Linked DNA regions of Mus musculus: region 2 is linked to region 1. Evidence: chromatin loops called from intact Hi-C (ENCODE). Cell type or tissue: heart. All regions are shown on one strand. Links, peaks and the distances in the headings refer to the core of each region. The heading gives the core; the rest is flanking DNA. Region 1 overlaps Tm6sf1 (transmembrane 6 superfamily member 1). Region 2 holds the start of Hdgfl3 (HDGF like 3).

Region 1 (11,688 bases), core at 2,510-10,509:
CACAGACCCAGCCTCCTTCTCATGATATTAGAGAACTCATCCTACATCCCAAGGCTCTTTCACCTACCACCCCTCCACCCACTCTCCATGTAAGTGGGTACATTTACCTGCCCATCATTTCCCCTTCCGTTCTGTTCATCCCCCTTTCTTCCTCGTTCCCAGAGGCACGTGATGAAGGTTATCTGGAGATCTCAGGGTGCAGGCCATGGTGTGGAGACCTACCGGCTGAGGATCAGTGCTTGTAGCGTCTCTGAGTGGCAGTGGAGGGAGAGTGGGTGGTATACACCAGGGTGACAGAGAGAACCAGGCAGATATTTCGCCAGAATAGGAAGTCCTGCCAGTATTGGCAATCTGGATGTCTCTGTAGGGCTGGGGTGTCCTTACGGTAGGTGGAGCTCAGAATCTACAAGATAAGTCTCTCCATGTAGACAGAGGCCTCTCTTGTTCGTCTGGAGTCTCTCTGAGGCCAGTAAAGGTACCTGGCGCATGGGGAAGCAGAGCTCTCTCCCTGGAGGGCAAGTGCAATCATAAGGAACTCAGTGTGAGGGGTTACGGCTGGCCCAGGGGCGGTGGCAGACTCGGTGCTTAGGCTCGTTAGCTTCCAGGGAGATGGGTTAGAGAAACAGGAGGGCAGAGGCAGCTAGGCCGCTGCCATATTAGAGGTAAGGGAGGATGAGGAAGAAGCAGGTGCACAGGATGGGTGGGAAGGAGAAACCAATGAGTTGGGTTTCTGGTCCTGAGCGCCATGGGGTTGTGACCCAGATCCGCGTGCAGTAGATAAACCGAACTAACTTTCCAATGCAATTGAGGCTGGATTCCAGGAGCCTTCTGCAGCCATAGCCAGGAAATTCCAGGCGCCATTGTTTATTGTGATTGCTGACCGCCTCCCTGCTCTGGTCCTCACAGTTCCTGGACCATTGTTGGGGTTGCTGCCCTCATCCTGCTCCTGGTGGCCCTTTTGGCCCGGGTCCTTGTCAGAAGAAAACCACCGAGGGACCCTCTGTTCTACGGTAGGTAGGCTTCCTCGGAGGGGAAGGGTTTGTATCCTCTCTGTGGCAGGAAGCCGGGCACTGGGTCTGACTACCTTCTGAGCTGTGACTGCTCTGAGCCCACAGAAAGCGGAAGTGGAGGGCTGTTCCGGAGAAGGCTCTTCCCTCTCAGCTCCCCTGCTAGGCGGTGGTGTCTTCTTTCTAAATAGAGTTCTGCTGGAGAGTGACTGGCAGGGCCAGGCGGGCCTCCTCCCTGCACTCTGTTGAGCCCCCAGCGAGCTCTTACCTCAGCCTCCTGGCTGGGCTTTCTGCCTTCAACTGGCAGCTGGCATGTGGCATTGAATTTAGTGTACGGTGTCTCAGTCCACACCAGCGGTTCCCACCCTTCCAAATGCTGAGACCCTTAAATACTCGTGTGGTGACCTCCAACCATAAAATTACTTGTTGCTACTTCCTAGCTGTTATTTTGCTATTATGAATCATAATGCACATATCTGTGTTTTCCATTGGTCCTAAGTGAGCCACAAAGGGTTGCAACTCACAGGTTCTCCCTGTTTGAACACACACAAAACTGACCCTTAGAGAAACCATATACCTCTCACGTCTAGCTGCACCTCTCTGAAGTCAGCACTGGGTCCTTATCCCTGTCCCACCCCTAAACCCTACAGGCCCAGACCAGTCCCCTCTGCTGTCTATCCTTCTTCTCTCCCTCCCCCAGAGAGCCCACACTTAACCTACTGATGCAGTCCCCCGTCCTTGAGGCAGGGCAACCACTCTTGTGTCCTCAGTTCTGTTAGAGCCTAGGTCAAGGCTTTGACCTTGAGGTCAAGCCTTGAACAAGGTTCCTCATCTACTAGGAGGCAGAGGCTCTGTCGCTGTCACCTCTAAGACAGTATCTACCCCTCCATGGCTCAGCAGCTGCTAATGGGTTTTCCAGGAGACACGATGGCTACTCACCTGGGAGTCAGCAGGAAGTAGCCATGGGCTTGCCTCAGTGGAGTCTGGTGAAACATTCTCAGGGACGCCTCACTTCTGATGGCTTCCCACCATTGTATCTATCCCACGCTTTTTGCTTTTCCATAGCTTTCCAGTTCACCAACTGGGTTTTCTACAGCCCCTTCCACGGGCTCAGACATCAGTTCATTATAACCTGGAAATGCAGTTTTCTTTCTAGACTCAGAGGCCCTGAGTGGGCTCCCCAGCTGTTAAAAAGTTCTGGTCCACAGCTGGTGGGCGCTCATAGTGTGTAAAGCTTAGTTAGGGATCTTGTAAAACTGGCTGGATTCCTCAGACAATGCAGCTCGTCTCCTGCATCTCCAGCCATACCATCTCATGTGCATTTTAATCCCAGCACTCGGGAGGCAGAGGCAGGCGGATTTCTGAGTTTGAGGCCAGCCTGGTCTACCAAAAGTGAGTTCCAGGACAACCAGGGCTATACAGAGAAACCCTGTCTCGAAAAAAAACCAAAACCGAAACTGAAACTGAAACCGAAAACAAAAAAGAAAAACCAAAACCAAAACAAAAAAAATCAAAAACACAACAAAAAAAACCTCACTGCCTTTCTTCTGAAAGTGGTTGGCAGTCACATATCAGCCACCTGTCATGAGGACCTGGGGGTGGGGGGCATACTCTTAATTGTCCTGCATCCCACACTGGAATGACCCATCTTTTCTAGACCACCCGAGGGCCTCTTTGACTGCCTGGTCACAGGCACAGGTCCTGCTGCCCAAGTGGGATGTGGGTTTCATTCGAAGCTAAGGAGCATAGTGGGGTCGCCTGGCAGAGTATTCTGGGACACCGCGATTGTCTCCCTGACATGAGTTCCCTCAGGGAGAGCCTTGGATAGGTATGCAGAGGTCCGGGACAACGGGTAAATGCTCAGCTGATGTGAAGCAGACGCAGCCTGCTTCTCTGTGTAGATGACGCCCACAGAATCTTCTGGGACACCTAGTGGATGTCCCGTCCTGGTTGTCTCCTATGGCACGCATTTTCACCTCTCCTTTCTTTGTTCTAGTGTATGCAGTGTTTGGATTTACCAGTGTGGTGAACCTTATCATAGGCTTGGAGCAAGATGGCATCATTGATGGATTCATGACGCACTACTTGAGAGAGGTACGCTGGTTGCTCAAGGGTCGCTCAATGAGTGGGTGGCTCAAATGCAGGCTGCTGTTGGAGTGTGTTTCCTCAGTCACCAAGCAGGCAGATGGAAAGCCAGCCACAGAAAACAGAGGCCCGGGAGACCACTCTCTCTTCACAGCGCCTTCACTCCAGAACCAAGGTGTGAGCTAGCATTTCCCTTTAAGTGAAGAACTCTACATGGATTTAGTATTTGGGTTTCTGTTACTGGGTTGTAATCTCAGGGAGTCCCTAACCAGCCTACCTGTAATCAGGATACCTGTAATCTCAGCATTTGGGAAGCTAAGGCAGGAGGATTGCTGCAAGTCTGAGGGCAGTCTGACAACATGGGGAGTTCTAGGCCAGCGTGGACTACAGTGTGAGACCCTGTATCAAAAGTAATGATAATAATAATAATATCAAGGTACTTACTTAAGCTTTTGGAAGTCCCTACCAACCAAATCATAGCACTCGAGGAAACTAGTCTTGTTTTCTAATTTAGAGTGGGTCAAATCCAGTCCCAGAGTGGCCAAGTGACTTGCTTAAGGTCGCGTGGAGAGTAAGGCATAGAGATGAAAACAGTGCTGTCTATTATCTTTCTGTGCTTCAAATGATGGGGAGTTTATATGTCTCCCCAGGAGTGTGTGTGAGGAGAGTTTGAATCAGGGAAGAAGGCAAGTTTGTAGGCATGGAGCCATGCCATGAGGTGGGACATCCCTAAGGTGGCTTCTTCAAGGCCAGCGAGGGCATAGAGCTAGCCAGAGGCAGCGCAGGGCAAACAGAGGACTGAGTTTCAGGGATTGGGATTTGGGGGTCGAGTTGGGGTGGGGAGTGATGGAGAGGACCGCTGGGGAGGACGTCCTGGTTCCTGCTTTGAGGTTTATTAGAATGCTGGAATTACTATGCTGGAGGCTTGAGGAGCCACGTTCTGTGGAGAGTCATTGAATCTAACCTTGTCTCCTGCCTTTAAAGTTCACTGTCTGGGGCTGGAGAGATGGCTCAGTGGTTAGAGCACTGACTGCTCTTCCAGAGGTCCTGAGTTCAAATCCCAGCAACCACATGGTGGCTCACAACCATCTGTAATGGGATCTGATGCCCTCTTCTGGTGTGTCTGAAGATAGCGACAGTGTGCTCACATATATAAAAATGAAGACATCTTTAAAAAAAAAAATAGAGTTCACTGTCCAATGTGAAGGGAGGACGACCTTGCCCTGGGTGTGATGGCAGAGGCATACTCTCTATGACAAAGGCACACTCTCCATACAGATGGATGGGCTCTGGGGCTGGCCAGGAGGGCCTCTTTGAGTTGCTGTTGTTTCCACAGAATTTCTGAATGGCCATGGGAGAGGAGCACACACACTTCTGCATGGTGAAAGGAAGGGAAAGGCCTTCCTTCTATGGCAAAGGGAAAGCTTAGGCAAAGGTCTGGAGAGCAGGCCCAGTGTCTAGGGCCCCCCTAGGGGGCCTAGGAATGTTTGCAGAGTGATGCAGAGCTCATCTGGGAATGTTTGGAGTCTTGAGTGCTTGAAGGACATCTACCAATGCCCCAGATGGCGGGTCTGGGCAGGTCTGGACCTTTGAATGATGGTTCTGTTACAGAGGCTCAAGAGCTACCCAAATATAGTTGAAACTTAGAAGTCCAAGAAGAGAATTGCTCCCACAGGCAGTGATGAAGAGATGCTCAAACTCTGGAGACTGGTCAGAAGGGGAGGAGCTTTGGAAATGGGCCATGGTCGGCAGACAGAGGCAGAAGGGAAGCCCAGAGAGGGGCCAATGGGCCCAGAGGAGGGGTCTTCAGGAGGGAGGCTGCTGGTCAGGGGCAAGATATCTACCTGGTGAGGTTGACAAGAAACGGGGCAAATAGCTACAAGAAAGGAAACTGGGGTGCAACAGTGGTAAGACCCGAGGACCGAGTAGAAGAGATGGGGCTTGTGGGCCCGCAGTGGGAGTGTGGGAAGCGGGGAGAGGTGATGTCCATTTGGAATGTAGCCGTGGTTCTCTGCGTGACTCTGAAGGCCTACTGTGATGAAGAGGGAAGATCGCCTGAGCTGACAGCATAGACACAACATTGGTGAGATTTGTCCAAAGTCTGCACAGCAGAGCTTGGAGCTGCCTGAGCCCTGTGTGGAGAGGCCAGGAAGGGCTTGGCTGAAGGGAGAGGCAGTTGGAGCTTGGCTGAAGGAGTTCAGGTGAGTTTGAAGGGCCCACGGGGGTCAGTCAAGCTCTCAGAGGAGGCCAGTGCTGGCTCACAGAGTTGAGTGTGTAGGTAGGAATGACTGGAGCCATGAAATAAGTTGGAATTATGCAGTGAATGCCAAGGTGAGAGAAAAGGGCAGCCAGGCTTTGGGCTAGAGTTTGGGTGTGGCTTCCTCCCCCATTGTGATTGAATTTGATTTGACTTTGGGCAAAAGGCTGCTTTCCTTACCCCAGGGGAACCACGGCATTTCAGAGAATGCCTGCTTGGATGTTTGGCATAGTTTGGCTGCTCAGACCTTTCCTAGTTAGAGAAAGGACTGCAGGTATTTTAGGGATACATTAGAAACAACCTGGGAGGGCACTAACCTGGGAGAAGGAAGAGAGAAAACACCATCGGAGAACCCAAGTCCCCTGAGGGGACCCGGAAACAAGACTACCTGGGGGGAGGGAAGTATACATAGTTCATCATATAATCTTGTATTCATGAAACAAATAATATCTCAGAAATGTGGTTCTGTGTTAGCTATGTGACCTTAGGCAAGTCTTAAAGCTTTTGAAACACATTTCCTCCTCTCAGGACAGTCAGTCCTGACCAACCCACAAGCCTGTTTCGGGAATAATGGGTAGATAGGAAGCTGAGCTCAGGGCTGCCTGGGTGTACCCACGGAATTGGGCCCAGGCAGCTCCTCACTACTGCCCAGCCCACAAGCGCAGCATGAGTGGTTACGGCCAGCAGGTGGCACCAGTGAACAGGGCCTTCCTGGGCTGCCCCTCTGTGCGAAGGCCAAGCACCTGCAGGCTCAGGTTTGGCCTTGCTCCAGCTGGCTGGGATTGCCCACACAGCCATCTGATGCCTTTGTGTTGTTGTACAAACCTTTGCTGAGCCATCAGATGCCAATCTGTCAGAGATTCTCCTGTCTGGCGCCATGGCAGACCCTGGTTTTGGCAGCCCTAGGGTAAAGACATATTTTCACAGTCCTACCAACTGCACGGAGGCTGTTTCATCTCAGCAAATGAACAGCATTTAGCTCTGTTGTTTTATTTGCAATGTAAAGATCCGAGTCTTCCTTAACATGTCTTTTTAATGCTTTCCTTAGGGTGAACCGTATCTGAACACGGCCTATGGGCACATGATCTGCTACTGGGATGGCTCTGTTCATTACCTGATGTACCTAGTGATGGTGGCCGCCATAGCCTGGGAGTAAGTTAGCTCTCCTGGCTGTGCTATCCTTTGCAACTCATAAGGGGTATGTAAGGACAGTGCATGCACAGAGGCGAGTACGCGAGGGCACGCCAGGGCGAGAATGGATGAGCTGAACAAAGCTGTATTTCCCTGAATCACTGGTTTGTTTTGTTCTATTGCTTTTTTTTTTTCTTTTTTTTTTTTTGTGGCAGCTCAGACAGAATCTCTCTTGGTGTGGTGGCTCACACTTTTATCCCAGCACTCAGGAGGCAGAGGCAGGCAGATCTGTGAGTTCAAGGCCAGCCTGGTCTACAGAGTGAGTTCCAGGCTAGGGCTACAAAGTGAGACCCTGTCTCAACAAATAAATGAACACACAACAACAACAAAACGTGTATGTGTGTGTTTGCTATGATAGGCAGGTGGAGGTTAATTTACACAAGGCTGGGGTCTCTCCTTGCACCCTGGAGACCTAACTTAGGTTGCCAGCTTGGCAGCAGAGGCCTTTACCCACTGAGCCACCTTGTTGGCTCACCATCTTATAGTTAGAGGTAGGGTATCTCGCTGAGGTAGGAGCTCGCCATTTTGGCTAGGTTGGCTGGCCAGCAAGCCCCTGGGGTCTTCCTTGTCTCTGCCTTCCCCCTGGTGCACAACACCAGTCTCGGCTTTTCATTTGGGCGCTAGGGATCTGAACTCAGGTTCACAAGGAGCCAAAGTCAAGCACCTTGTACTTCCATGGTTCTTCTGGTCTCAGGTCAGAGTTTCGCCTCAAGTTCAGGTGTGGCCCCAGGGCTTGGGAAATTGCGCACACACACACACATTTGGGTTACCCCTCAAATCTGTGTGGCTGGCCCCTCTGGGAGCATGACTGTGTTATTAAAGAAATGAGGTAAGATTTTGTGACAGTTGCTGTTTTGGGGGTACCAGTACCCTTTGCTGTGACAAACTAGCTGTATCTCACAGCACATGGGCTCTTTGGGGGAACTCCCGCAGCAGAATTCCTTGCATCACACCAACTGCAAAAGTAACCAGCGGCTTTGGTTGGATTCTCACTCTCTGTCCACTATGGCTTCCATGGCTTCTTTTGAGCCCAGGAGGCAGGCTTTGCCTATGGACTCTTTCCAAACAGCCTGAGCTTCCCCATCCTCAGTGTGGCCTGAGGTTAGAGAAGGTCTTTCAGTTCTGTCCCTGGAAGCTGCAGTGTGCCCCATGAGCTGACCCCCACTTCCTGTGTCATGCTTCAGCTTGGTCTTGTCTGTCTTCCTGTGGCATTCTGAGACTAATCATTGGCCTGGCTCCATTAGGGGCTGCAGCAGAGCAGAAAATGTACAGTGCTCACCACTCTGTCCCCTCCTTTTGGATTCCTCTCAGCCTCTGGTGTGGTGTTGTTTCTGGGTTATCAGTTGAAGGGACATCTGGCCATCACTGAGATTAGAGCAGCCCCTTTAGAACACAGGGACATGCCACTATCCTCACCTCTGGGGCTTTATCCCAAACTCAGTTGCCACAAAAAGTCCACTTTATACCCCAGCGGGCACCTGGAGCCCCAGTGCTGGGTGCAGTGAGGAGAAAAGAGGACCGGGGATTGCTGTCCGGCCACTTAGCTGAATTGGCCAGAGCTCCAGGCTCAGTGAGAAACCCTGTCTCAAAAAATAAGGTGGCGAGTGATTGAGAACGGAGCCTGACAGAGCCTTCTGGTCTCTACACACACATGGAGAGGCCTACACGTACATGTGCCCACACACACACTACATGCTTTTGTGAATGAGTGCATAAAGCTACAAAGGATACAAAGGCGGCTCTGTTCTGTGTCACTTCTCGAAGTGATGCTTGATCGTCAGGGTTTCTTGGGCTTATCATTTGATTTGGTGAGTTTCTAGTCTTGTGCCTCTATAACTAGAATGAAAGATAAATTTAGGATCGTCCTTGGAGTCCCAAGACAAGTGCACTGTATCAAAAATGTCTTGTTGTAGGGAAAGCTACAGAACCATTGGCCTATACTGGGTCGGATCCATTATAATGAGCATCGTGGTTTTTGTGCCTGGAAACATCGTAGGTAAGAACCCTGTTCTAACGGTCACTTTGTTGTCAGCGTCTGTCTGCTTTGCGATAACGGGTTTTTAGAGGAGTTGTTTTTTAAAACATTGTAATAGAATAATTCCAATATTTTGAAAACAATTTGGCAAAGTTGTTCCTATCTCACTCGGTGCTCTTGCCTGTTAGGAAGCGCTTCCTGGCTGCTTTCAGACGCGTGCACTGAGCAGTTAGCTGAACAACTGGCACTGGTGCACGGACGGTGCATACAGCGCCGAGTATCGTGCTTACCCCTCACACACTCCGAGAGCTCATGCTAAATGCACTGGGACATTAAGAGTCTTCCAGGCTGAAGTAAGAGATGTCATAGGATGTGCAAGACCTTAGGACATATGTGTTATATATACTTTTTAATGTATCTAGGACGTCACTGTTACAAACATCTCATGGCTCTAAGTTGACTTGTCTTACCTAATACAAATATTGCCTGGTTCATAGCGAAATTGTATAATTTGGGATGGAAGGTAGCTTAAATGTGACTGTATTTATGTATGCAGTATGTAACGCAGTGAACACACATTTGACTGTCTTTTCCTCTTTCTTTTGAATAGGAAAGTATGGGACACGGATTTGCCCTGCATTTTTCTTAAGCATACCATATACATGTCTTCCGGTCTGGGCTGGCTTCAGAATCTATAATCAACCATCAGAAAACTATAATTATCCCTCAAAGGTGATTTTATTACATTTAGATTTATCCACTGTGAAGATTTCAGTGCTGGCGTGTGAACTCAGGCTAGCTCTCCAGCAGCTGCTATGTCTTACTTATTCTCAGCCTCGCAGGGCTCACTCACATCTCCTGGGAGGAGAGGCACATCTGGGACTGTACTGATGGCCTGGCATTTGCTGCCATCTTCTGTAACATGGCCGACAGTCTGCTTCTGCAGACTGGACGGCCCGAGCCCATCCAAGCCACACACTTCTGGGGACTTCCTTTGCAGGGAATCGCCTCCGTTCCTGTTACCCTTCTGTGTTAGTGTGACAGGTGAAGTTCAGAGAATGTGCTTTGCTTGTGGCTGAGCACCTGATACATTTTTCAGTAATATCATTTACTGCTGAGGGTTCCACATGGCCGTAGGATCTGTTCCCCGGGGATGCTGGCCCCTGGACAGGGGTTGCAGGAGCACACCCGAGGCCCCTCCCTTCCATTCACTGCTGAGACGGTGTGGGCGAGGTAAGGCCAGCCCTGCAGGGTTGGTTAAACCCAGTGATTTCTTTCTAACTTTCTCTTCCGTTTATACACAAGATCCTTGGGTAAGGTCCTTTAGATCTGCACTACTAGCTAGAGTACAATTACTGACCTTACAAAGCCATTTTAGCTTTAAATGTATTATTTTTGAGGCAGGGTCTCACTATGTAGCTGGCCTTAAACTCTGTGTAAACCAGAGATCTACCTGTCTCTGTCTCTTGAGTTCTGGGATTAAAAGTGTGCACCACCACACCTGGCCCAAGTTATTTTTGCAAATAGAAATCATTAAAATGCCAGCACTCGGGAGGCAGAGGCAGGCAGATCTCTGAGCTCAAGGCCAGCCTAGTCTACAAAGTGAGTTCCAGGACAGCCAGGGCTACACAGAGAAACCCTGTCTCCAAAAACCAAAAGAAAAAAAATGCTGTTTTAGGAGAGTGTTGGGAATAAAGTCATGGCCACCTGTGTGCTGAACCATGCAGATTTCCAGCTTGCTCCATGTACATTCTAACTTACACAGTTAGTTTGTAAATATTTAGATACCGCTATTCTAACTTACACAGTTGGTTTGTAAATATTTAGATACCGCTGAGTAAACTCAGGCCAAGGGCAGCTACACTCATCTGTCTGTTTGAGGAGCGAGTGGGTGTTAAAGGAAAAGGTAAACAGAAACCCTGTGGCCCCGGCTCCTTGGCCCCGAGAGGTCTCCCCCGAGAGGTCAGGGTATGAACACTCTGCGTAACAGAGACACAGAACCAGTTGTTAATTCAATGCTAAAGCACAGCTCATAAGAACTAAACTCAGAGCAAACAAAGCCAACCTCTCAGAAGCACTCTACGAAGAGTGTAACCAGGCTTCCAGCCCAGCCCCACCGGGGCCTTTCCCGAGACAGGCGTGATGCAGACAACAGAGATGCCTTTGCCAGCCTGTTCTCCATCACAGGAAGCATTCCGGTGAAAACTGCCCAGCGTCTTGCAGTGGGAGGACAAGTGGCTTCCTTATGGTGTTCTCAGTTTTTAATCATGGGGGTGGGGGGCGGGGGGAGATGTGCTCACAGGCAGTTATTCAGTGAATGCAAAACTGTTTGTATTCTAAGTCCTGTTTTTCAAAAAGGTTACATGTGAGTATATGTATATACATATAAATGTATAGGAACGTATGAGTCAGGCATGGTGGCACAAATGACATCTAATCTTAGCAATTGGGAGGTGGAGACAGGATGGATGATCATGAATTTGAGGCTGACCTGAGCTACCCAGGGAGTCTATCTCAGCTACATAATTGAGATCCTGTCTAAATAAAACAAAAACAAAACAAAAAAACAAAACCAACCAACCAACCAAAGCTGACCATCAACCCAGCAGCTGACCAGCCAACCAGAGAGCACCACAGATGAGGGCGACCGTGTGCAGTGTGGCAGCTTATGGTTTACTGTCTAAAACTTCATTTTTCAAATGAACATAGCTAACCTTTAAAATCATAAAATCATGTAGTTTCAAGAAAAAAAAATACAGACTAAAGCTGGAAGGGCACACATCACCTGGCTCAGTGCCTCCATCCCCAGGGAAGGGATGCACTGGAGGAGGAGACCCTTGCCGTCAGTGCCAGTGGGCTATCATGTGAACTGGGCCTCTTCTAGACTCAGTATTCATATCCTGCCATTCAGTGTTTCAGACTTGTCTCTGGCATTGGGACAAGTTTGTTCTCTGGTGGCAAACTCTATTTCAGGTTCTTCAAGAAGCCCAAGCAAAGGCCCTGCTGAGAAGACCGTTTGACTTAGTGTTGGTTTTGTGTCTTTTCTTGGCAACTGGATTTTGCCTGTTCAGAGGCTTGGTAAGCATGGTGTCAAGTAATAATATACTATTCCAAACAGGAAAAAACCCTCTCTCTTCCTCTCTCTCTGTCTCTCTGTCTCTGCCTCTGTGTGT
Region 2 (11,688 bases), core at 1-8,000, 66 kb after region 1:
ATCAAGAGCTCAGATCCTTGTCTAATGCACATTTTTTTTTAGTATTAAACTAGCAAATCCTTATTCACAAATGAACTAGTTTTTAAAGTCATATACAACAGTTGAGGAAATAGTTGCTATTTAATATTAAAATAACACACACAAATGGTGGAGGAAAAGGGAGGAGGACTGCTGGGAAGAGACACAAGAGAAATTTCATAGTTACTGCAACTAATTTACATCTTGGTAGGTATTTTTATTGTGTCATGTATAATCTAGCATTATATATATTGGTCAAATTTAGTGAATGCACATTTAAGTTTCCCTCTTAGTAAATTTTGCCTCATAAGGAAAAAAGGATTCATTAAACATGTTGACCTCTTAGTTAATGACAAGCATATTTAACTGTCTAAGAGTAAATTATAATAATGTCTACAACTTAGGTTGAAATATATCAAATTAAAGTAGACTGCTATATGGATAAAAGAATTGATTGATATATGATATGATAAACTACAGTATAATTGATACAAATCTAGGTGAAAGATACATGGATGTTCACTGTATAATTGAACTTCTCTTACCATTTTTCATGGTAAAATATTGAGAAAATTAACACATCTATGAAAGAGCTGAAAACTGCCAGATATGAATGTAAATGGTATAATGGTACTGTAAGTTATGAATTTACAAAGGAAAAATAGGGACATTGCTCAAACACACTGCTTTGGGAGACAGTAGCTCCTTATCACCTCCGTAGGCTTCAAGATTCACAGTCAATATCTAAATGAGGCAGTACAAAATCCTGTAAAATTGTTTTTTTTTCTTGAAATGCATATAACTATGAAAAAGTTCAACTTACAAATTATGTAAAGGGAAACAATAAAGTACAATAATTTAAGCAATTTACTGTAATAAAAGTCATTTGAATGTTGTCTTTGCCTATCTCTCAAAATATTGTATGGCACCACACTGGGTTTTTGGACTGCAGGAAATGAAAGCACAGGTAAAGCAGACTAATAAGCTCTCAAAAGTGAGAATTATTACTAAATTCAAATGCAGAAGAGATTACAGAAGTAGAGCCAGAGCACTAAGCATCAAGGCCTGATCCTGCCAGGAGAGGAATCCAGCTTTCCCTATGCATCCTCTTGACCCACATTCCTCACAAGGTGCTTCCCTGAACCAACCATCTTCCTCAGAAGCAAGGAAGCTATTCTCCCATTCTTGTATGCATCAGCTCTGGCCCTGCAGCAGCTCCTTCCTGCTGTATGAAACAGAGCACACCTTCCCACCTGAGGCTTGACTCTTTGGGGCCTCATACACTGCTAGCTTTTATATAAGGTGAACGTATCGGAAATGCAAACAAGATTCGTTTTCCAGTTAGTATTTTTAAATATCAACCTTCAAAGTTAGAAGCAGGTATAAAAGGAGAGATAATGCTGCATAAAACTGAGGTGAAAATGAGAACATATGTAATCAACATATGTAATCAAGAGTAGGGCCTCAAAATACTCTTTTTCTCCTAACCTTTACCTTTCCTTGGAAAATGCAAAATGTTGCTATAGCTTTTTGTGAGCCTTAGAACTTTCCTTAAGAAGGCAAATGTGGGTGGGGGAGGTTTTTTGGGATTTAGCTCAGTGGTAGAGCACTTGCCTAGCAAGCGCAAGACCCTGGGTTTGGTCCTCAGCTCCCAGGGGTGGATGGGGAGAAAAAAAAGGAAGAAAAAAAAAAAAAGAAGGTAAATGTGAACACATGTTCTTCCATGCGTCCTTTTAAATCTGAAAATCTAATGGTTTTGCTTTCTCATTTTATATTGGTTTGGAATTATACCTTCTAGGAATTTTTTTTTTTTTGTACAACTAGAAATACTTTCGTAGTAGTTTTGTTTCACTAATTACCACAGGTGGTCAACCTGTGACAGCAACGTGTTAATGAGGCTGTAAGTATTTTCTTTTTGATCCTCGGAAGATACTTTTCCATGGCCAGACTATGGCACAGACTGTGAGTATATACATACAACCTCACAGAGTTGTTTATTGGCTTGACAATACACACAGGGACTCCCTAGAAGACCCCTAAAATCGTCAACCTTGCCCTTCGAGTATTATTCACTATTTTGTAAGATTAAAGCAAACAAATAACAAAACAATGACAACCAGTACTTCGACGTTGAAACTCTGCCTTATTCCAGGTCTTAGAGTTTATACATGAAGAATTTATCACATCCGAGTGGAATCTGAGTAAGACTGTTTTTTTCCTCTTGATGCCTGAGGTTGTTAGTGTTGGAAGGAATCCTGGAGATGGTTATTCTAAAGTTACAGAAATGGAAGTGCAGGCAGTTAAAATGATTAGTTCCTAACAGTGCCTGACCCACTCTCCAGATCCCCTAAGTTCCTGGCCCAGTGTCCTTTCCATTTTAAAATCATGCCAAAACAAACGAGTTCAAAATGATTATGTCTATCCATTACCTCAACTACACTGATCTTCAGCCTGCCCCTCTTGATGTCACTTCCTTGTGTGAATGGGTGTACTTTCCCCTTGGTCTTGTTACCTTCACTTTATCACCACACAACACGAGTTCACGCTCCCAAGCTCCCAATTTCTGTCAGCTTCTCCCTTGACTATTTTTGTTCCTCAAGAATACCCAGCATTGTCTCCAAACTGCTTTAACTATCTTTTAACTGTATTCTTTTCAGTCAGTCAACCGCCAGCTATTAAATTTAAACAAATTGAAGGTGAAAGTGATTGTTTTTTTTTTTCAACATAAGGTGCGCACAGACGCGGTAGTGCTTCTTCCTCAGTAAGGATCGGAATAAAAATACTGAATGCTGTGTATTAAATGCAGATGCTTTCTAGAGAAAACCTAGCGACAGTCTTGCTGTTTAGGAAGAAGAGAGCTGTCGTGGGTTTGGTTCGAGGCCAAGAATAAGGTTCGGGAACCGACCTAAAACAAATATGGAGGTGAAAAGGCACAAGGAAGCTCCTTGAATTCACCAGCCAGTGACAGGCTATTTGGTGTCAGTTTCTAAGAACCAGGGCACCAGGGAGGCAATGGACAATGAGAGGGCAGGTGAGGCACAGGGGATCGCGCCCAGGAAACACTCAACAAGTCTGGAAGATGAAGGATGCTCTGAGATCGAAGATTGCTACCATGAGACTGCCGCTGGCCTCTGCACGACCATCCCCTTTCCCAGGACTGACCGTCACCGGCTCTCGCCGGCTGGGGGACAGCCTTTCGCTCTCCTACCTGCCTCGACGTTCGCCCGGATCAGGGCGTCTACTCAGGACCATGCTGGGAGCCAGCCGGCGCCTCCACCCCGGACCCGCTTCCCGGTCCCCGCCGGCTTCCATGAGGAAGGCGACGTCGGGCCTGTCCGGTCGAACCCGCCTTCGAACGTGGGCGTCAGGATGGCCGCCGAGCCGGCGAGGGCGCAGCCCGGAACCTTCGCCTCGGCCCGGAGCCCGGTGCGCAGCACAGCTCGCGGTTCAGCCCAGGCGGCGGCCAGGCGCGAGGCGGGCTCGAGCCGAGGTGATGGGGAAAGGGGGCGGGCGCGCCATCATGAAGGGAAAATGGTGGGCGGGCGGGCCCGCGCGCGCGGCCGCCGTACTCACCCGGGCGGGCCAGTGCGGGTAGCCCTTCATCTTGGCGAAGACCAGGTCTCCCGCTTTGTACTCGCGGGGCCGCGGACGCGCCATCCCGGTCGTTCTCCTGCTCGCCGGTCCTTGGCCGCCGCGAAGATGCTGGGAGGCCGCCCCTCCGCGGGACGACGGAACCGCGCCGCGCTCCCCGCGGGGCCTCGAGCCGAACGCTCGAGCGGCCGCTCCGACGAGGGAGAGCGGCGAGGCAGTGGCCGAGGCGAGCGGTGGGCGGGGGGCACCGCAGGCCCCGCAGATCCCCGCCCGGCTGCGGGGGATGGGAGCCCGCGTCCGGCCGCGCCGAGTCCCGACGCCGCCGCTACCGCCGCGCGCTGCTCACAGGAGCCGCGTCGCCAGCCTCATGCAGCCGCCGCCTCCCCGCCGAGCTTCTGGGTTCCGTGCGAGCTCCGGGCCTCGCGCCTCCTCCGAATTCCTCCTCGGGCAGCGACCGCAAACACGATCTTATTATTGTTCTCGCGCGCGCTCAGCATTCCCCCCCTCCACCCCTCGCCCGCCCCGCTTCCCTCCCCTCGCGCGCCGGCCGGTTAATTCCTAGGTGCACGGCCGGCTTTCTCGGAGAAACCGCGCGCGCCGCCTGGCTTGCTCCGCGGGCTGCTGGTGGGCGCGTCCTCCCGCAGCAGCGAAGCCGGTGCCCCGCGGGTGGGAGCGCCTACTCCAAAGACGCCCGCCGCCTGCTCTCTTTTGTTCTTGGCCGGGAGCTGCCTGGTGAAGCCCAGCCAATCACCACCCGGCCGCCCCTCTTTCCCCTCCTGCTCGCGCCCACCCCCTGCGGACTGCACCCCCTTTCTGACTGCCCCCTACCCGTGGGCCACTTCCTCGGGTGCTCTCTGGTGAGTTGGGGGAGAGGGGGGACAAAGGCTTCCCAGGCATGGGGGATAGCTGCGCAGGGGACTCGCTGCCTGGTCAGTAGGTACCTGGAAAGAACAAGGGCAAGGTTCTTGCCCCAGGTCTGCCTTAATGATGCAGTGTGACCCACCTAGGGCAAGCGACTTCACTGGAGTCAAGGCCAGTCCTCACCGACAGGATGGCACAGTCGGGCTTTGAACATGGATCTATATGGTTCAGTGCCCATAGCCTAAGTTATGCTTCTCTGTGTGGGGCCTTCATGGGCCAATAATTTTGGGGCAAAGGACTTACCCTGACAAGTCAAATCAGTTGTTTTCAATTCTGGTAACATACTGGAGAGCAGCTTCTAGAGATTTCTTTATACAGGTTAGTAAGTCTACGACAAACGTGTGCATTCACCATTGTTTTATTTGGATTTCAGCTGACTGCTTTCAAAAAGACATTTTGGGAGTGAGAATCTTTATAGCATTCTCCTTTGTGAGAGGTAAATAAAATAATTCACTCTTTTCTGCATCTGCTCGATGAATGGATGAATGCGCCCTGTGGAAGATCCCTGTGATCTTGCCTTCTTTAAAAGGTCCTCTGGTGCTGCACCTAGTTGGGAAGACAGCTCTCCTTTGTGAATTGCCCTCTTTGCCATTTCTCCCCTCTGTAGAAAGTGGGTTTTCCAAGCATCTGCCCCACTCACTTGTGCTTGAGAGCTGTGCTTACCGCAGCCTCTCCGTGATGGGTTTCCAGTGGCCGGCTGTAGAGTCTGGAGACATTCCGAGGAGCGTTTACTTTGTTCACAGTACTTGGCTGTTTCTTTTTTTGCATCTCTTAATTCTCCAGCACCCACCCCTCACCTTCCCTATAGGCTCACCTTGTCCTCTCTTGCGCTGCAAAATTAGTCTAGGTTTTTTCCCCCGGCTGTGATAGCCCGAGAACGAGCTTGTCACGTCTACAAGTCATATCACACACATCCTAGGTGCCATGTCAAAGCCGCATCTCTTGACAGGCCACCAGAGCCCTAACTGTCCAAAGCTGGAATGGCCGAGGCTGCCTGTGGGCTCTGGGCGGTCATGAGTAGGGGAGAGAATCAGTGTGGAAGCCATGCAAGGAAGTTAAGCTGGAAGTGATCATAATTGTGTTAAAGAGTACTCAGGTGGCCAGAAGAGAGGTTGATCTGAGGGTGCGGGGCTGGAGCGGGGTTTTCACTAAGAGAGAGAAGACGTGGTCTCAGCCATCTTGCTAACTCACAAGTGGCAAGTAGTAGGAAGAATGGTGACTAAAATATGGTTCCTTTGTTTCCAGATTAAGTAACGGGATCTTTAGCATCTGGAAAGGCCAGGCAGTCTGTGAAGAACAGGCAGGTTTGCAAGATAGGGCCTGGCCCTGAGTGAGTTTTTGATGTGTTGAGATTTCTGTAGGTCATATTTAGTGGGCTGTTGGTTAATGTAGAAATTTGAATGATGTCAGTATACGAGTGGCTATTGAAGCTCTGGCAGAGCCCGAGGTCTGTAGAATGAGAGAAGCGACAGACAGGTCACCAGAAGACACTTGGAGACAGGTCACCAGTGTAGTTCAACATAGAGGAGAACCGTCCTGGGAGCCAGAGAGTTAGAGCATCTCTAGATGAAAGGAAAGGTCTCAGTAGATGGCACAGAGAATGAGTGAGCTGTTAAGGAGACGGCCCATTCATTATGCTGACTGGGAAGTCCCTGGTGAGCTTGTTGGGAATGAAGAGTTGTGGAAAGAAACCAGAGCGGAGACTTGAGGTGCGTCAGAGGCACAACTGTGGAAGCAGGAAGTGCAGACGGCTCTCATTCTCACCAGCGGAGAGAAGTCCTCGAGGAGGCAGGGAGAGGGCTAAGGTTTAGTGTGGCTTCGTTATTTGTAGAAAGGGGAAAGAGCTAGCCAGACTGTCAGAGGGAGGCTAAAGGGGACCATTGACAGGACTTGGGTTATTCTGAGAAGGTGGACATTTCTCCCAACCTTCGTCTCTTGTTTCCAATTGAGCTTGGCCTTACTGCTCAGCGCATAGTATTGGCCCAACTCTTGTGCCCTAACCCAGCCAGACTTAGTAACACAGAAACAGGGAATCCCCATCTGTGTTGATTTGGATGATCATCAGGGCCACCGCACGCCTGGCTAAGAGCCTGTCTGTCTGTCTGCAGCCAGGTTGGATGCAGACCACTGTCCTGCTGAAGCTCTGACTGGTTTCTCCAAAGGACTGATGCTGTGGAAACTCCAGAACAATGCTCTATTCAACTATCTAGCAGATAATATGAAACCCTTTAGAGGTATCATTAGGACCATACAAAAAAACCTGATGTATTTATTTATTCTGTGTGGTCCCAGAAGTTGGTCTGTTTGTTACATTAGCACTTGAGAGGCAGAGGCAGGAGAGTCAAAACTTTAAAGCCAGCTCAGGTACAAAATGAGTGTGCATCCAATCTGGGTTATATGAGACCATATCTAAAAAAACAAAAACAAAAAATATTAATTTTATTTCTAAAACTTGGAGGGAAATCCATTTAAAAATGTAATACTATCTATATTCTTTGATTACTTTTAAATTTAGTATTCTTAAATCCCCTGGGCTAATAATTTCTCTGCCTCTGGCTCCATGATTTACTTTCGCAAATCTTTATTTCATTCATCTCCATCCATGTATTTGGAGCTGATCCTGCTTTTACCTTCTCCTTCATATCTTAAGCTAGCATCCAGTAAAGTTCCAGTAGTTCCTTCGCATCCTGCCCTTAAATTTGCCCATTCCAATCGCCAGAAATCTATTTCTTTGCCTGAAATTATGTGTGAAGTAGAATATATAGAGATAATTATATAAAATTATATAAATGTAATTATATATTACACATTTTATAATTATATAACATATATAATATTATGTGTCGCATATATAAATTGTATATATTACTATATATTTATGTATATATTTGTATATAAATATAATGACATATGTATATATAAATAAAATTTAGACAGTGCTGAGCACACAGTAACTGCTCTTTAATTGTTAACATGGACTGGAAAGGGAGTCTGGGAAAGCTGAGCCTAATCCAACACGCACAGTGCATCAGGCCATTTCCACTGATTTTGCTACTTGAAGCATCTCTTAAATGTCTGCCACTCATCCCCAGGTCTTATCCTCCTTCAGAAATAATTGGCTTGTCCACACTGACATCTTGAAAGTCATAGCAAACTGCCTGAGAGAACCCCCTCATCAAGTGTGAATTGGAAGCAGTGTTAAATGGACGGAAGGCCCTGAAAAGCCTACGTGGGCTAGGATGGGGAGAGGTTAGGGGCTGGCAGTATTAGCATCTGAGCATTGGAGTAGGGGTGGGTAACATAAGAAACCACACTGAGGCGACCAAGCAGATAAGCAGAGGATGCTCTCATAATAATCTAGGACATAGTAAAAGCCTCTGAAGACGCTGCATGGACTGCCCGAGATTGTTGCAGGTCTTGGAAACTCTGAGACACAGCTTAAAACCAAGGTCATTTCCACTCTTACTCCTTCACCGTCCTGTTCCAGACTGAAGAAGAAAGTGGATAAGTTTAATAAATTAGTTGCTACTTGGGAAGGAGAGATTCAGGATGTAGAATACATTAAACACTCAAAGACTCTGCAAAATTGCCTATCATTTTTGCTAGCATTGTTCTAATGTTAATATGCATGGTTATGAAGAAAGCATTGGATCAATATTAGCATCCATTCCTTCATCTTTTCAGTGAATAGTTGTTGAATGCTGGTGTGTACCAGTCATATTCTAGAGACCTAGGACCACAGAGAGCAAAGAGTGATGGTGCCAGATGCAAAGCCACGAAAGTAGTGGTACAGGAGTCTGCGGGCAGAGGCTGAGATTCTGGGTATCACAAGGGGATGTGGAGTGAAGGGTGTAGAGGAAATGATGTTTTGATCGTTCCAGGATCAGACATCCAGAGGCATAGTGCTTTCACTTTTATTCTCTTAGAGTCCCAACACCATGTCAAGAATTAGGAAAATTTTGATGCTGTGGAAAGGGCATATGGAGAGAGATGGTGGCCTAGTTAGCTTTCACTGTCAACTTGACACAGCCTAGCCAGTCACCTGAGAAAGGAGTCTGAATTGATGGACTGCAAGATCAGACTGGCCTGTGGGCATGTGTGTGTCTGTGGGGGGTTGTCTTGATTATGATGTGGTGGTGGGAAGCACATTATTGGTGGCAGCATTTCCGGGGCCGATGGCTCTGGGACATGTAAGAGAGCTATGTAAGCATGAGACTGCCATTAAGCCTGCAAGCAGCATTTCTCCATGGGCTCTGCTTCAAATTCTTGCTTGAGTTCTTGCCGTGACCTTAGTGATGGACAGTGACCTGAAAGTGTAAGCCCAAGAAATGTTGCTTTTAGTCATAGTGTTCTATCACAGCAGTAGAAAGGAAAGCAGAATAGATAGATGATGGGTAAGATACCGAAAAGACAAAGTGATAGAAAGTGAGGAGAAAGAAGCCTGAAGAAGCCATCTCTGTCTCCACATTTGAGTTGCCAGCCATGTGGGTAAAGCCATATTGGTTCCTTGTATAAACAGGAGTTAGCTTTTCAGTGGCTTTTTCAGCTGCCTTTGAGAGTCCTCTGTTATAGCAGCCTAAAAATACTTAGTAACAAACACATGGATTAAAAAGTATTTTGTATGCCAATCATGATGACAGCTTAATCTTATCATAAGATCATTGGGACACATAGGCAAGATGTGTCTACACAAAAAAGATGTGCAAAGCCTCATTATCTTCAGAGATACAGCACAAGACAAAGTGCTGATTTATCAGCAGAAATAAGTAGCAGCCTAAAATTCTAAATCAAGTTAGCTTTCAAATAAAGGAGAAATAAAGACTGTAGAAATAGAAATCCAGAGAACTCATCAACATCAAATTTATACTAAATGAAATACTAATGAGAGACAGTCAGGCAAAACCAAAGTGGTCCTAAATTGAAGCAGGAAGATGCAGAAGAAACAGACAATTGAGAGAACAAATATCGCAGTAAATCAAAATAAAAATGGAGTGCTTTGATTAGGCAGTGATTGCTTACTTGAGCTATATATGGTGAATTAAGAATTCATAAAAAGGTGGCAGTGGAGATGATTCAGAGGTTAAGAGAGCTAGCTGCTTTCAGAGAGAACCTGAGTTTGATTCCCAGCATTCACAGGACAGCTCACAACCATCTGCCACTTCAGTACCAGGGGATCTGACACCCTCTTCTGGCCTCTATGGGTACCAGGAAAACATGTGGACACAGACATATCCAGACAACACCCCCATGCATATGAATCAACTTAGCTATAAATATTTTTGAAGAATTCCTAAGGAGGACTGAGAGGATGCCTCAGTGAATAATGGGCTTGTTGAACAAGCATGTGGAACAGAGTTTGGATCCCTAGACCCATGGAAAGGCTGGGTACATTTGGTGTCTTGTCTGTAGTTACAATGCCTCTAAGGTATGTTTGCAGGGTAGCGATGGATCCCCTGAGAGACCCATCCTTGATGAATGTTGCAGTGGAAGCAAGGAATACTCTCACCATCAGCCTTGGGCAACCACATGCATGCACATACACTTTCATGTGCACCCACACACAGAATACACACACGGGGAACTCATGAGGATTATGAAAATGTATATATTCAATCCAAAACATGGAGTGGGGAGGGCTGGAGAAGTGAGTCAGCAGTTAAGATCACTTGTTGCTCTTACAGAGGAGCTAGGTTCATTTCCCAGAATCCACAGGCAGCTCACAATCTTCTGTAACTCCAATCCCAGGGGATCCAACACCCTCTTCTGGTCTCAGCACTCACTGTACACACATGTGGTATGGACATACATGCAGGCAAACCACCGATAAACATAAAATACAAATAAAGGTTGACATTTTTAAAAAAATCACAGTAGCCCATAGTTTTTTATGCAGGGATTAAAACTTTAAATGAGGCTGAAGGGTCTACTCAGGAGTTAAGAGTGGCTAGTGCTCATGAAGAGGACATGAGCCTGTAACTTAAACTCCAGATAATCTGATGTCTCTGGTCTCCATGGTTACCTGCACTCAGGTAAGCACACAGACACACACAGACACATACAGACAAACAAACAAACACATACACACACACACACACAATTTAAAAATCTTAAAAAACACAGGATTGTAATGAATGGAATAAAGAGGTCTACATTCTTAATATATAAAGAATTAACAAAGGCAATAAAATACTAAATTTTAACAAAGATACATGTGACTTTTAGGATAACTACCAGTGTAATAATAATTAAATGCTCAGATTAATAAAAAGAACCCATGCTCCTAAATGGGGAAAAGTGAGAAAAATATCATAGAATATGAAATAATTACACAGAACCTATAAGTTCATGTACATCAATGACCACACCATAGATAAAGTGACAAATTTTCCAATTAAAAGATTGCCAAACTGAATTTAAAAGGCAACTTTATACCACTCACAAGAGATTTCTCCCACTCTTCTTCTTTGACAAAGTTTTACTTGTCTTCCAGGTTGACCTTGAACTCACTATAGTTACCCTGCCTTCCAAGTGTTGGGATTGTAGATATAAGCCATTACTCCCAAGGCAGAGAGATAGCTTGAATACAGACATTGAAAGGTAAGATGATGGATAGGCAAAGGCACTTGCCAATTCAAGTACAAGTGGCTCAAACAAAATATCAAACAAAATAGACTGTAAGGCACAAAACATTACTATAAATTGGTAGTGCATAACCAGGAGTGATGGCCACCAAGTGTCTACCACCATCGACATTTGACAATACCTAAAGATAGTTTTGATCTTCGCTGTTTGGGCTGAGGATACTACTGCCATGTAGTTTACTGAGGAAAAGGGTGCTATTAGACACTCATTATCCTGCCTCTATATCAATATGCTTATTGGAGAAATGCTGCTACAAAGAGATAGTATACAAAAACAAGGGGATCAATAAGTGAAATCCTTAGTTTGTATAGATTAAAACGTATCTCAAAATATATAAAGGAATATGACAGCAAAAGAAATAGATGAGTTTACAGTCATAGTTGGAGATTTCTATATAATTCCCTTCGGAACTGATAGAATATATAGATTTTTAAAAAAAAAAAATCTGTGAGAAAGGTTATATAGTTCAATCGTAGAGCACTTGCTTAGCCCCGGATTCCATCACTAGCACTGCAA

The links. Hi-C counts contacts between places; a loop is a spot of excess contacts. Peaks named below come from ENCODE experiments on the same cell type or tissue, not always from the same donor. Only the 100,000 strongest peaks of a DNase experiment are listed, where the experiment ranks them.
Region 2: it touches region 1 in a loop (2.9-fold over the local background); 14 of 42 quality-filtered maps call a loop at or near these places.

What each region holds. Positions count from the first base shown.
Region 1 is chr7:81,862,244-81,873,931 of GRCm38, forward strand. Tm6sf1 (transmembrane 6 superfamily member 1) reads left to right here. Exons shown (of 10, transcript NM_145375.4): 2 at 907-1,010; 3 at 3,004-3,101; 4 at 6,398-6,501; 5 at 8,454-8,536; 6 at 9,126-9,247; 7 at 11,489-11,593. Among named protein-coding and RNA genes, the nearest start is that of Tm6sf1, 9.1 kb to the left of the region's middle. In heart, for the core only: a CTCF peak has its summit at 6,035 (motif pointing right); a DNase peak (open chromatin) is centred at 6,038; H3K27ac peaks cover 287 bases.
Region 2 is chr7:81,930,348-81,942,035 of GRCm38, forward strand. Hdgfl3 (HDGF like 3) reads right to left here and starts at 4,112. Exons shown (of 6, transcript NM_013886.4): 1 at 3,592-4,112. The coding sequence starts at 3,675. In heart, for the core only: a CTCF peak has its summit at 4,210; DNase peaks (open chromatin) are centred at 3,364 and 4,114; H3K4me3 peaks cover 2,502 bases; H3K27ac peaks cover 1,832 bases; H3K27me3 peaks cover 1,307 bases.